Linked DNA regions of Mus musculus: all the other regions are linked to region 3. The links are chromatin loops, found by intact Hi-C in ENCODE. Cell type or tissue: heart. All regions are shown on one strand.

Evidence for each region. Peaks named below come from ENCODE experiments on the same cell type or tissue, not always from the same donor. Only the 100,000 strongest peaks of a DNase experiment are listed, where the experiment ranks them.
Region 1: a loop joins it to region 3, with 2.8 times the contacts of the local background. A loop is called at or near these places in 2 of 42 quality-filtered maps.
Region 2: a loop joins it to region 3, with 2.5 times the contacts of the local background. A loop is called at or near these places in 8 of 42 quality-filtered maps.

What each region holds. Positions count from the first base shown.
Region 1 is chr5:29,891,678-29,896,677 of GRCm38, forward strand. No RefSeq gene overlaps it. Among named protein-coding and RNA genes, the nearest start is that of Il6, 120 kb to the right of the region's middle. In heart, no CTCF peak of the experiment used is centred here; a DNase peak (open chromatin) is centred at 3,114; H3K27ac peaks cover 317 bases.
Region 2 is chr5:29,840,059-29,845,058 of GRCm38, forward strand. No RefSeq gene overlaps it. Among named protein-coding and RNA genes, the nearest start is that of Gm5129, 110 kb to the left of the region's middle. In heart, no CTCF peak of the experiment used is centred here; a DNase peak (open chromatin) is centred at 2,923; H3K27ac peaks cover 472 bases.
Region 3 is chr5:30,010,345-30,015,344 of GRCm38, forward strand. Il6 (interleukin 6) reads left to right here and starts at 2,770. Exons shown (of 5, transcript NM_031168.2): 1 at 2,770-2,866; 2 at 3,032-3,216; 3 at 4,488-4,601. The coding sequence starts at 2,848. The region is part of intron 1 of A230098N10Rik (a long non-coding RNA gene); the gene reads right to left. In heart, CTCF peaks have their summits at 2,895 and 4,447; a DNase peak (open chromatin) is centred at 2,947; H3K27me3 peaks cover 312 bases.

The DNA of each region.
Region 1 (5,000 bases), 120 kb before region 3:
CAGGGATCTTCCAATCTCTATGCTCTGTCTCCCCCTTTGGAGTTGTAGATACATACTACCTGAGTCCCAGGGATCTGAATGCAGCCATTCTTAGGTGGCAGGCATTTGACCAGAGACATTTCCCCACCCCCACCCCCACCCCCAAATATTCTCTGACTTTCATGGAACCTCACCTCTGGGATTTTCTCCTGGATCTCAGTGTGTCCTTTCCTGGCTCTTGATCTTCTAATATCAGGCATGTGTAGGCATCCGTCCCTGGCCTCTTCTCTTTCTGCTGTATGCGCCACCTTGAGGTTAATTCACAAATCTTAGTGACTTTAATATATTGTCTCTTCTTTATGTATACTACTCTCACACTTATTGTCTAATCTTGATTGTTTATTCAACTCCAAAGCCATATGGCCCACTACATAGGACTCTCAACACGTCCAAAATAGAATTCCTGGCCCTTTCTTGAGAACAGGATTTTCCTATGACCTGTCCCACTCACTGAATGATATTAACATTTGTCTAATTTTTCAGTCACAAACTTACAGGTTATCCCCAAATACAAACACTCTTACCATCATAAGTCCTGTTTTTAAATCCATCCCACCTCCATGACACTCCTGAGAGCTTCCTCCTTATTCTCCATGAACCTCCTTTTGCTACAGCAAAACCAGTCTCGTGGTATCAGTTAAAAATTTTACATTATGTCTCAAAACCCCACAATAGATAGTAACTGTCCTGAGTTCTAAAACTACTTCTAAGACCTAGAGGGCCAACAATGGCCTGAATTCCAAGTGTTTCACCAGTGTAGTACTGTTCTGTGGCTCCTTTTCCCCACATGTGCTTCCTGATCAACTTCCTCCTAGGGACTCACTGACATCAACTTCTTCCCCTTCAGGTTCTGCTGTGTACACTATTCCTACTGACTGAAGGTCCTGCAGTCCATCCTGGGGGAAGCCCCAGGTGTCAGCTCAACAGTAACTCCCTCAGAGATTCCTATCCTGCTCTACACCTCTGTAACTTGACAGTCCGTGTTTTGCTACCGTGTATAATTGTATTTATATTGCCTGCCTTCCAACTCCAGAACTTGAGAAATAACATGCACATAGTTTGTTTGTTTTTTGTTTTTGTTTTTTCAAGTTTCCTAGCCATGCACAGTACTTGGCACTGGAAACACTAACTGGGTAAGAAGAGGAAGGAAGAGAAAGAGAAAGAATAAAGTTGCTTGTAGGAAAATTAGATTTTACGCTACACTGATTTGCAATTCTGGAACCAAGGTGCCATGTTTCCTGTTGAAATAACCATGCACTGAATGCTGCTGCATTAATAAGATCCGTCCTGTGCTATGCTGGTCTCTGGTGTGTTCCTGAACCTGCTGTATTTGCTTTCCCATTCCCTAGATGATGCAGACAGCCTTCAGTTCTTCCTTCATCAGAAGCAATAGCCATGGTTTCAAATTCTAGTTAAAAAATGTCTCAATGTGTTTTGAGTTAGAGTGAGTCCCAGAGTGCAACAAAATTCTGCCTTTCAGAGTGACTTAGTGCCTATGTCCTGCAGTCCTTCAAATAGAACATTTACAGGCTTTTAGGAAAAACAAACAAGCACGAAAAGGGAATAGTAATTACATTCTAAATGGAGATTTAGTAAAGGGATTTATTAAATATGTACACTGAGTCAGAAACTAGGGAAAAGGCAAAACCAACATAGATCCTCGTCATCAAACAGCCTGTTCAGGAAGAGATGAAAAGGGCACAGCTGCATACTCATGCAACATTGTATACTTGTTGGAGTAAGAAATCTAGGAGTTACCCTTGATTCATACTTGATATCGTGGTTTCATTATCTGAGACAAATCCCAGTCCTTTAAAACCCCTGCCTTGACATTTTTACTATTTTATTCATACAACCTCTGAACTAGGATGACTGGTAGGTTTAAAATGAAAATAGTCATGAAATGAGAAAAGATTGGCTTTCTGCCCATTGTGTAGCCATTTCACATGGCTTTTTCTAGATTTCATTCAGTGCTTCCCAGCCACTCTGTACACAGCTACCAGAAAGATCATTCAAAAACCTAGATCATCTTCTACCATTGCTTGAAAACCAACCAGTGACTTCCCAGCAGTCTGTCATCTGCTCACTTAGAGGACCCTTCCTGATGGCTTGTTGACTTCTCCCTGCAGCTCCCCATTCTACACTTGAGCCGCATATTGGACCCCCAGTTCTCCAAATGCAGCAGGCTCCTTTGAGCACCAGAGCCCACACCGTCTGTGGGCTTTTTATCTGGAAGGAGTTTCTGTTTCCTCTCCAGACACGTTCATTCCTGGCCTGCTGACCTCAAGATAAGCACCAGTTCCTGGAGCAAGGGGCAGGACGGTGCTCTGCTGACTTCCCAATAACTGTCACCACCCCTGGCACCTCTCGGTTGGTGCACTTAGACAGTGTGATTGCTCATCTCTGCCAAACCAGAAGATTCAAAGACAGGGCTTTGCTGATACTCTTCACCATTTCCTGTATAGCTGTCAATGGAAATCAGAGACTCCATGTAACAAAGTCAAGTCTTTTCTTCTCTTTTCTTTTCTTTTTCTTTTCTTTTTGAGACAGGGTTTCTCTGTGTAGCCCTGGCTATCCTGGAACTTGCTCTGTAGACCAGGCTGGCCTTGAACTCAGAGATCCACCTGCCTCTCCTTCCTGAGTGCTGGAATTAAAGGTGTGGACCGCCACCTGGCCCCATAAAATGTTTTCAATGAAGGAAGAGATGAATAGACAATTCCTATTTTAAGTATACAGTTCTGTTTACTGTGCTCAAAACCCAATTCCAGCTGAAAGTTCCTGTGAATTATTTATAATAATCACCGAGTTTTTTGTTTTGTTTTGTTTTAGATTGGTTAGTTGTATTTTTTTTTAAACTTGCATACAGATTTAGGTTTGTGGGATCATGACTTGAATGCTGTGTGGGGTGAATACAGTAAAGGACTAATGATTACTGTGAAGTAGGAAGACTTCAAACAAGAGACTCAGTAAATTTATTGTTGGAAACGTCAGAGAAGCTGGCCTGAACTTTGCTGCAATGTGTCATTCTGGGATCATGAAAAGCAGCAGATTCCAGTGGGAGATGACAACAACAGCTGTTCCCAGAGTACATTCCAGCAGATGTAGTGTAGGAAAAGCCAGCGGACGGGGCTGGAGCTTTCTGTGATGTGCAACCACAGGACAAAATCAGTCTCATTTACATAGCACATTCTGTATTTCTCTACACATAGGGGATCCAGGACTTGAAACCTGGAATAGAAAACAGGAAAGTTAGGAATCATTGGACTCCTGAGCCAGTTCTCTGGAGTTCTGTGAGAACTCTCTGTCAGCCTTTAATAAATTCCCCTTCTTTTTTTTTTTTTTTTTTTTTTTTTGTTACCAGTTAAAGATGGTTTCTGTTTCAGCAAGTCAAAAGATTACATGATTACACAATTACAAATACAGAGATGTGCCTCTGTAGGTGAGAGCAGAGACCAGAAAGGTTAGAAGGGGGTCATTTCACAAATTACAGAAGTGAGAAGATTGGTAGCCAGAGAGCAAGAGTGAAAGAAAGCAACAAAGAGACTGTCAGAAGTAGACAAAGGGCAGGCTGAAAGCAAAAGCTTATGTGAAGAGCGAGAGAGAGAGCGAGAGTGAGCGAGCGAGAGTGAGCGAGCGAGAGACAGAGAGAGAGACAGAGAGAGAGAGAAACAGAGAGAGAGAGAGCAGGAGACCTGCAGAAAAGGAGGACAGGCAGAGTGGAGAGGGCAGGCAGAGGGAGCATGCAGTACTAGAATGATGTTAGGAGTTGAGGAAACCTAGCCAGGTTGGACACTAAAAGGTTAAGTGCCTGGATGAAACACACTTCAAAGTCCAAACTGAGGATTAGAACAGGCTCAGGGAAAAGATGTTAACTAAGATCACCAAACATTTAATAGAGAAAGAAGCCAAGGTAAAGACCATGCGTGATTATTCTGAAGAAGTTATCAGCCTGAGGGGGTTGTAGATGGAATGAAAATCCTGAAGGACTTGGGATTTATTGCTTTCTGAGAGGGTTTTATAAGATTTTCTTTTACACTTTGGTTCACCTTAGCTTATAATGAGATTTATTGGGAAACGTGCTGAAGAATGAAGGGGAGTGTGTGGTCCCAGAGGAGGCATCATGTTGGGGACCACCCAATCTCATTTAAAGACTGAAGTGACTGCCTTTGTGAAATTCCAACCCTATGCAGATAGGGAGGAGTACAAAGACTTCAAGATCAACAAGATGTTTCAGAAAGCTGTCGTATAAAATGTCAACTGACTTGTTCCCGTAGTCAAAGTGGGAGAAGTGGAGAGGTCAGCCAGCATGGAGAGAATTCAGGATAAGAGAAAAGAGAGATGACAGTAAAGAAGAGAATATGTAGGTAGCTAAACAGAGAAGGCCAGGAATTCAGCTCAGTTGGTAGTGGGTGTGGTGGTACATGCCTGTAAATCCCAGCATTCAGAAGGTAAAAGGCAGGAGGGTCAGGAGTTCAAAGTCAGCCTCAATCACAAACAAGTTCAACACTAGCCTGGGATACATGAGACTCTTTTTCAAAAACAAATACAAACATACATTCGTACATATAAACAGACATATATACTGAATGTATTCATACATTGATGACAATAAAAATTAAAATTAACATAGTAATTGACAGTGTGGTTGGCAAGCAATTCCCAACAGCTGTGTGTGCTGGCAGGAAGCTTCATATCTAGAAATCCCAATTTACTGAGGTAGGGTGGGGTCTTCCTATATTTTGGGGTCCTAGCACTGTAATGGCCATGGATAAACACTGTGTTTTGTAAAGCTCCTAAGAACCCCACATATCCTTAGGTAGAGAGCTGCTTTCTGTTCTAGAACTTTGGGAACAAAACCGATAATTGGATGCTGCTGAGGGCTGTTTTCATTCATAAAAAGAATTGGAAATGTGGTCAGGCACTCAAATATGTATGAAATGCCAATATACCTTCTAGAACAA
Region 2 (5,000 bases), 170 kb before region 3:
TGTTGATTGCTGGTGGCTCTTCATCTAGGGGTAGGGTCTTTTGAAATTCCCCCTACCTACATTGGCATGTCAGTTGGTGGTGTCATTATGCAGGTCTTGCCTAGGTATCCATAGTTTTGAGATTTCATGGGTACGGTTTCCCTGTCATGTCTAGCTAGAAGGCATTATCTAGCAGCAGGGTGTCCTGGACTTCTTGCTCTTATAGTCTTTCAACTCTTCTTCTGCAGTACTCCTCATGTATAGGTTGCATTGTTGATATATATCATTTGGGGCTGGCCACTCCTTTGCCCCTTATCCTCTGTGTTTGACCATTTGTGGATTTCTGTAGTAGTGTCTGTGCTGATAATAGAAGCTTCTCTGATGAGGAGCAACAGGTGCACTTGTCTTGTCAGTATAAGCATCAGTATTCAAGATGAAGCCAGAAACAATATTGATTTAGGAAAGTAACAGTAGTAGGTTCTCCTCTAGGGACTACAGCCTCCCCAGCCACAAGTAGCTGGCTAGTACCAGGCATCAATTCTCTCCAGTCCAGCTGGCTATAAGTCCAATTAGATGGCTGTTGAGAGATACTCTTGTTTGAGATAGGGTTTCTCTGTGTAGTCCCAGCTGTCCTGTCCTAGAACTAGTTCTTTAGACCAGTCTGGCCTTGAACTCATAGAGCTCCATTTGCTCTGCCTCCCACGTGTTGGGGCTAAAGGCATTTGGCCAAAGGCATTTGGTCTTTAATTCTCTATGAAGCTAAGGAAGACCTTGAGTTCTGGATTCTCCTGTTTATAATTTGAGAGTGTTGGAATTAAAGGTGTGAGCCACTAGATCTTATAGTATGGTGCTGAGGATCAAACCCAGGATTTTCTATAAGCTATGCAGGCATTTTGCCCACTGAGCTTACCCACAGTCTCGGCGGACTTATTGTTTCAGGTTTGGACCCAGTGTACTTCCCAAGTGGTTTCTGAGGTTCTGCTTTGTGTTTCCCCTTACAGTAGAGCTTAGGAGGTTGGCTTACCCTTTTTTCACATGGTTCATGTGTTGGGCCCTGGCATCCACTCGTAGACTCTTTGTATTCCCCAGTGTATCTCCCAGAGTGCATTCTGTTTGTTGTTTATATGCTGTTTTGTCTTTTGCACTAAATCTCTAGCCTTTTTCACCCCACCTCCCTGCTATGTTGCATCTTATGACTTGTGCCTTCATCCTACTTAAACCTAATGGATATTTGTGGACTTGATAGCAGATCTGGGTATGTAAGGATCCATCCAAAGTCCCAACAGTGTGAAGGGTAGCTTTTGTTTTCTGGGTCTTAGAAGAAGTTTTGGGTGGAGGACTTCAGGGAATGTCTTTTAAAGCACCTGAGGTGGGGTGAGTCAGCTACAGATAGGTGCCACAGCCTCTCCCCCCATACTCTACCAGTTGGGGCAAAGATTGTCTTACAAGCAGCAGAACTGCTCAGGATGAGGCCAATTAGGAATTTTAAACCAACAATCCCCTTGTTCTCCCCACTCCCTGGTTTTCCTGCCCAGTTGTGCTTACTCATTACTAACGATCTCCTTTCAAGGCCTGAACTTGGGGCTGGATGTCATCACACTAAGACGTTGTCTCTGGGGAATCTCCACTCAGTGCTAAAACCTGGGTCTTGGGAAGGGAAGACAATGCCCTTCCCGTTTCCTCAGTGGCGGCTCTGGTTGAGGCAGGGTTTACATAGTGGAGGAAGCTGAGCCCCAGATTCCTCCCCAACTCCCTCTGGACAAGGGTTGGCTTTAGTGACAGAAGGAGAGAGCCAGGGAGCTGGGATGGAGTGGGACACTGTAGCTAGGGGTAGTGGGATGTTCTAGGCCTGAAGGGACACAGTAGGCCCTGAATCAAGTGGGACTGACTACAGCTGACTCTGTTTTTCCTGGGGCATGGACAAGGGGGGAGAGTTCACTTGTAACTATTAAGAAGAGAATCTAGAGACTGTGGAAGTTCTTCCTAAATGTGCTTCTCCCTGAAGTGGCCTTCCACATCTCAGTGCTGAGAGTAGAGTCACCTCAGTTTTCACTGTTGGAGAATGTCTTTGAGGGAATTTTAATCTCTCACTGCAATGATCTCAACTAATTCTCTCTCTCTCTCTCTCTCTCTCTCTCTCTCTCTCTCTCTCTCTCTGGATTACACAGCACAAACTCCTCCAGTGGTTGGAGCCTCAGTGGAGCCTAACTGAATCTACTTCCCAGCTTGAGGGGAAAAGTGTAATGATTTGTAAATAGTTGCTTGAATTGTGATACAGTCACCACCATCTTCTGTAGCAGTAACTATTCCCTTCCACCTCAACATGAAACTCATTTAGACTATATTTCTTACATTTCTTGATACAACAAACACAATAATAACCTTCCAGCATGTGGATTCCAGACTGAAGTATCTGGAACTGGCCCATTACAGAATCAGCTGATTCTGGTCCACAGCTCATCAGGGATCCTCACAGCTGCATACCACCATGTACTCTTTGAAGAAAATGTCTGGATTCCAGGCAAGTGAGGGAGGACCTCAAAGAAAAATTGGTCAGGCATAGTGTTGAACTCCAGACAGTCTGACTCAACAGCTGGTGCTGTCTCCCCAGTGCTCTACTATCCATTCCCAGACTCCCCATTCTCAGGCTTTGTCTGGTTTTACCAATATAATAGGCCTTCTGTTTATTAACTCATGAAGAAGCAAAATAATGAGACATGTTGTGACTGTTGGGTGACGATGGGCCTGGAGTTCTTATCAGCTCCCTCTCCACCCACAGGCTCAGCTCTCCAGAACCCACACTCAGTGCTTTGCTCTGTCCACCCACTCAGCCCATTGTGGCCTAAGCTTGCAGACCCAGTGGCTGAAGTCTTCAGATGATTTCCTGTTTCCTGTCAGTGTCTGCACAGAACTCAAGACTCTGGTTTCTCTGTGTTTCATTTCTACACCATGACCCAACTAAACCTGATTCTTCTGGGATCCATTCCAAAGCAGCCTTCCATGCGTCATTCAGGCATCCTTTCTGACCTTCCCTCTGCTTTCTGTGTATCAGCTGACAAACCAGGCATCTCCTGCCTTAGGATTTCAGCCCTGGCTAGTCTGACCTCCTTCGGCTATTGCCTGATGTCTTTTTTATACTGCTTATAATCTTCTCACTTGTTTTTTGTTACTGTTGTTCTTGAGACAGAATCATGTATGTCACCCAGACTGGCCTAGAGCTCAAAACTCTCCTGCCTCCACCTCCTGAATGCTGAGATTACAGTCTGACTTAATATGTAATATATTTATTTATTATGCTCATTTTATTACTTGTCTCACTCTCAAGAACACAACCTCCAATATTACAAGAATATTTTTTCTGTTGTAGTCATTAAGTATCCCAAAAGTCTAGGGAAGTTTTTAGGAAGAGAGTGGGTACATTTCAGATTTTTATCAAATGAATGAATGAACACTACACAAAACCCACGAATTTAAATCCTCATGAGACATAACCATCCCAGGATTCCCACCAGTATTACACTTCTCTATCCTGCTGACCCTTTCCAGACATTCAAAGTCATCTCTGCCTCTCAAATACCCAGTTGACCACTCCAGACCAATACTGATAACCTGTAAGCCAAGAACTACATACCCACTGAGAAGACAAGACAACCCCCCTGAGTCCTAGATACTGGCACATGTGGTCATGACCCTCTTGACTCACAGTCATAGACTGCCCTCAATTTTCAATCACTGAACTGCATTTTGAATGTACTTTTCTGGTTGTTTCTGTTTCTCACGTTGATGCCTAGTTTTCAAACTGCTTGAATTTGATTCTTGGCTCCATCACAAGCTTCTTACTGTCTCTGAACCTCATGTTCCTCCTCTAGTAAGTGAAGATTATACATAGATCATAATCCTGTGGTGAAGTTGACAGCTGATAAATACAGTATATGGAATAGTGAAAGGCCCAGCAAATTGTCAACCATCATTATTAGCACTTTATATTCATAACCAATATTAAACACATTGCCTTTTTATTCTCAGTGTCTCATTAGTGGGTTTAGCCTGTGACATTGCAATATGCTATTGTCATCTACAAAGTTCACATTTGAAAACAATCAATTATCAAAAAAAAAAAAGTGAAAAAATTCCAGACAATGGTGATACACACTTTTAGTTCCAGCACTTGGGAGGCAGGTGGATCTCTGAGTTTAAGGCCTGGTCTACAGAGTGAGTTCCAGGGCAATCAGGGCTACACAAAGAAGCCCTGTCTCAGGGCTGAAGAGATGGCTCAGCAGTCAAGAGCACCCACCATCTGCTCTTTCAGAGGTCTTGAGTTCAACTGATCTGATGTCCTCTTCTGGCACACAGTGTACATACAGATAGAGCACTCATACATGAAATAAATAAATTAAAAAAGAAAAGAAAAGAAAAAGGGAAAGTTAGAAAAAGAAACCCTGTTTCAACCCTACCCTTCAAAGCGGAGGAAAATCCTTACACTTTAAGGTTGTGAACTTTGTGTTGGGCCGATGACTTAGCTATCCTGGGGTACATGCAACCCACAGACTGTGGATTGTACACACCAGGTAGGAATTTACTTAGGCAGAGTTTGTTGCATAGACAAATGTGTGGAGAGTCATCTTGCTGTAGAGGCATATACTATCATTTCCATTCAGAAAATACTCTGCATGTAACACAGTAGAGGAAGTGGATTTTGTGAGCATACAGGACAATTTCTGCTTTTATTTCTCAGAAAATATTTTGGAAGAAAATTTTTAAAAGGATGCCCCACTAGAGAGCTCTGAAAGCTGTGGTGGTGGAGGGTATAGACTGTGGAAAGGCAAGGGTTCGGTTATTTCTTGTCTCCATCTATCTCTCTCATTACTTGCCTGCTATAAAGGTATCAATCATAGTGGGGTGTGTGTGTTGAGGGGTCAATCAGTTAAAAATGTGTGATAATTATATTAATTATAATGGGTTTTAAAAAATGACTACAGCATAGATGTCATAGAGGGTCAGGGATGATAAAGTACAAACTA
Region 3 (5,000 bases):
CCCTTGAATATCTGACTAGTAGAAGCTCAAGCTCTGGGGTTGTCAAGGCCATTTATGCCTGAGAATCATACTCAGAAACTTGAAGGATAGCGTTATGTTGTAGGCTGTAACTTCTCACATAAAAACACTTAACAGAAGGCTTCGGGGAGAGTCTAGGAGTAAAGCACAGCTGGGTAATTACTAAGTAAGGGACGTAGTTTGAGCATGGTTTTTTTTCTGCACGTGTGAAGGTGCAGTGTCATTCTGTATATTCAGTGCCAACTGAGGCTATAAGAGGGCATCAGAACCCCAGGAACAAGAGTCACAGAAGGTTTAAAACCACCATGTAGAAACTGAACCCACAACCTCTTCAAAGAGCAGTAAATGCAATCGGAAGTTATAGAGTTGGAGCTTATACTTTCTTAGTCATCTTCATGGCAGCTCCGTATGATGATCTATTATTATTCTCATGTTAAAGAGTAAATAAACAAGAACACAGATCTTGAGCTAACTTAGCCATTGTCAAACAGCTAGCAATGGAGTTGGGCTTCTAATTCAAATTGTTACTCAAAGGCTATGGTCTCCACGTGTACCCTTGGAAAGCTAGATAGACAGCATCCAGACCATTAACATACAGTGTGTACCTCTATGTATAAATATGTATTTTTACACACATTTATGTATGAAATGTATATGTATAAATATATGAGCTGAGAAAGCCTCTTCCAGATGAGGCTGACAAGAGTTCCACTAAAACTACCGGGGTTTAGGCATCTCCTGTGGGACCATTCTTCTGATGTCTTGTTTAAACATTTTTATCATGGATGTATGCTCCCGACTTAAAAAGCACCTTTTTTAAAAAACTAAAAACAGAAATCTGAATGTTGTAGTAAGTGTAACAATCTTAAGTTTATTCAGTAATTTAAAAAAATTGTTAAGCGGAGAAAAGAAACTCTGTACTAACAGAGGCCTGAGAAAGCACACGGCAGGGAATAGGGGAAATGGCTTCCTTCATTGCTGGACACAGACTGAGCTCCAGGCTGTTTCAGCTGCCTTTTTAAGGCTCAAGGGCACTAAAAGTAAAACCATCCTGCTTCCTCTCCCCATTTTCATTTTCACCTAAAATCCCCTAGTCCCTTTGTGAAGACCAGGGCTTCACACGGTGAAAGAATGGTGGACTCACTTCTTTCAATAGGCTGACCTAGTATGTACACTAAGTCCACCCATGTTTTAACTTTCTTCCTAGTTTATTCCCCTTCTGATTTCTTCACAAGAATCAACCGGCTTTTCATTTTAATCTACTCTAATCGCCTGTGTGTTTACACTGGGTTACATTCTTTAGAGTGTACTTATATTCTCCTTTTGCATTCTCAATATAAATTAATCTGCTAGATATAAAGCTGTTCTCTTTATTTTAGTGTAATTTTTTTCTTCACATTGAATTCTAGGAGAAACTATGCTAGTGATATATAATTCTTGAACTATTAAACATGGGAGCATAAGAAAACAAGAATCTTAAGGCAATCTGCAGAGTGAAGAAGCTGATTGTGATCCTGAGAGTGTGTTTTGTAAATGGTTTTGGATTTTATGTACAGAGCCTACTTTCAGCCTGGAATCATTCTGAATGCTAGCTAGATATCTGGAGACAGGTGGACAGAAAACCAGGAACTAGTCTGAAAAAGAAACTAACCAAAGGGAAGAAGTCTGTTTAAGTTTGACCCAGCCTAGAAGACTTGAGCATTGGAGGGGTTATTCAGAGTGAGACGTACCACCTTCAGATTCAAATCCTGTCATCCAGTAGAAGGGAGCTTCAAACACAAGCTAGCTAAGATACAATGAGGTCCTTCTTCGATATCTTTATCTTCCATATACCATGAATCAAAGAAACTTCAACAACATGAGGACTGCAACAGACCTTCAAGCCTCCTTGCATGACCTGGAAATGTTTTGGGGTGTCCTGGCAGCAGTGGGATCAGCACTAACAGATAAGGGCAACTCTCACAGAGACTAAAGGTCTTAACTAAGAAGATAGCCAAGAGACCACTGGGGAGAATGCAGAGAATAGGCTTGGACTTGGAAGCCAAGATTGCTTGACAACAGACAGAAGATATTTCTGTACTTCACCCACTTTACCCACCTGGCAACTCCTGGAAACAACTGCACAAAATTTGGAGGTGAACAAACCATTAGAAACAACTGGTCCTGACAAGACACAGGAAAAACAAGCAATATGCAACATTACTGTCTGTTGTCCAGGTTGGGTGCTGGGGGTGGGAGAGGGAGTGTGTGTCTTTGTATGATCTGAAAAAACTCAGGTCAGAACATCTGTAGATCCTTACAGACATACAAAAGAATCCTAGCCTCTTATTCATGTGTGTGTGTGTGTGTGTGTGTGTGTGTGTGTGTGTGTGTGTGTGTATGTGTGTGTCGTCTGTCATGCGCGCGTGCCTGCGTTTAAATAACATCAGCTTTAGCTTCTCTTTCTCCTTATAAAACATTGTGAATTTCAGTTTTCTTTCCCATCAAGACATGCTCAAGTGCTGAGTCACTTTTAAAGAAAAAAAAGAAGAGTGCTCATGCTTCTTAGGGCTAGCCTCAAGGATGACTTAAGCACACTTTCCCCTTCCTAGTTGTGATTCTTTCGATGCTAAACGACGTCACATTGTGCAATCTTAATAAGGTTTCCAATCAGCCCCACCCACTCTGGCCCCACCCCCACCCTCCAACAAAGATTTTTATCAAATGTGGGATTTTCCCATGAGTCTCAAAATTAGAGAGTTGACTCCTAATAAATATGAGACTGGGGATGTCTGTAGCTCATTCTGCTCTGGAGCCCACCAAGAACGATAGTCAATTCCAGAAACCGCTATGAAGTTCCTCTCTGCAAGTAAGTGAAGGCAGTTCCTTGCCCTCTGGCGGAGCTATTGAGACTGTGAGAGAGGAGTGTGAGGCAGAGAGCCAGCATTGTGGGTTGGCCAGCAGCCATCAGCTAGCAGCAGGCGCCCAACTGTGCTATCTGCTCACTTGCCGGTTTTCCCTTTTCTCCACGCAGGAGACTTCCATCCAGTTGCCTTCTTGGGACTGATGCTGGTGACAACCACGGCCTTCCCTACTTCACAAGTCCGGAGAGGAGACTTCACAGAGGATACCACTCCCAACAGACCTGTCTATACCACTTCACAAGTCGGAGGCTTAATTACACATGTTCTCTGGGAAATCGTGGAAATGAGAAAAGAGGTGGGTAGGCTGTGAAACTGATGAAGACCCAGTGTGGGCGTCCATTCATTCTCTTTGCTCTTGAATTAGAAATTCTCTGCTGGGATCTAGGGCCCTTAGGATTTGAAGCTAAAGGTCAGACTAGACTGTGTTCTCTCTTTCTCACCTCTTTGCTGGTTTTGAGTGGAGGTTGGGAAGGGGTTCCTTTCCTGTCTGGAAGATACAGAATGTGACTGCATTTCTAGAAAATTCACAGTGGGCCATTCTCTGTTCCAATTTAGCTATTGCTTCTTAGGTGGGGATTCCTTTTCCCTCATTATTCCTTTTTCCTTATCTCTTTGCCTTCATTTATCCCTTGAAGTCTACAAGGACCAGAAAGTGCTTTTTGGCTGAATGTAGTAAGTTCTGTGTGTGTGAAATCAGGATGCTCTAGGGTCAGCCCAGATAAGATGCATATTGTATAGAGCCCAATAAAGTGCTAACACACACACACACACACACACACACACACAACCTAGATTAGGCTGGGCATGGTGGTGGATGCCTCCCAGCACTTGGGAGGCACACGCAGGAAGATCTCTGTGAGTTAGAGGCCAGCTTGGTCTACATATTGAGTTCCAGGATATCCAAGACTACATTGAGAGATCCTTTCTCAAAAAAAAAAAAAAAAAAAAAAAAACAACAACAACAAACAAACAAACAAACAAGAAAAAAAAAACCCAACCAACCCTACCTAGATTAAAATATCTCCCATCTTTAAATGAAAAGTATTTTGACTCTGCTTGACAGAAAGGAAAAAAAAAATCACAAACAAGATTAATAGCCTAGGTCTGGGTGTGTAGAACCAACTTTGTAATCTTGGGAAAATCCTCAACTATTTAGTACTCTTTATCTGCATAATTATGGAGTTACAGATAATGGCACAGACCCTTCCAGATGGAATATTCTGTGACTTAAATTTATTTGCCCCAAGATATCATCAAAATTTCTGTCCTTTACCAAGTTCCTACTCTATGCTGGGCAGTTTTTATCGTTGAATCCTTGAGACAAATGTATAAGAGGGACATCAATAATTCTTTATTGAAACATAGGAAATACTTAGGAGAGTAACAAGCTTAAAGCCAAGGGACTGAGCCTAAGGGTGCATTTTTATTTATTGGGCTGCTTAGTAGGGTTCTAAGAAGGTATAGCTTCCCTTTTCTGTGTCCTGGCTATGAAAGAGCATGACTTGGCCCTCTAGTGGTGCTTGTTGTAAGAGGTGTTTAAGTGATTGCTCTGGTAATCTTTTGCAGTTGTGCAATGGCAATTCTGATTGTATGAACAACGATGATGCACTTGCAGAAAACAATCTGAAACTTCCAGAGATACAAAGAAATGATGGATGCTACCAAACTGGATATAATCAGGTAGAAACTTGTCACGTTTACTTTCAACAATTCTTCAAGGTTCTCTCTTGCACGTGATACCTGCATTTGTACAGTCCCAGTCAGGCAACAAAGATGGGGGGATACATCCAATACCACTTGGATGTAACTGGCCTGCAGTAGCTTGAATACAAAAGGAGATTGAGAGGTACCTCAGCAGCTGCTAGGGTGAGGGAAAGTTTACCAACCAGTGCTATAAATGTTCACTCAATCTATGTCCATCAGGAGCTAAATGTTTAAAGTCTCTATTCTCATCTTGGCTTTGAGGTGTTAGATGATTAAAAAAAAAACATTTTTTTTGTCTAAAAAAGTGGAAGAGTAGATATAAAACATGTTATGTAAACGTCATGAGGAAAGTAACTTACAGATTTAATTAAAAAG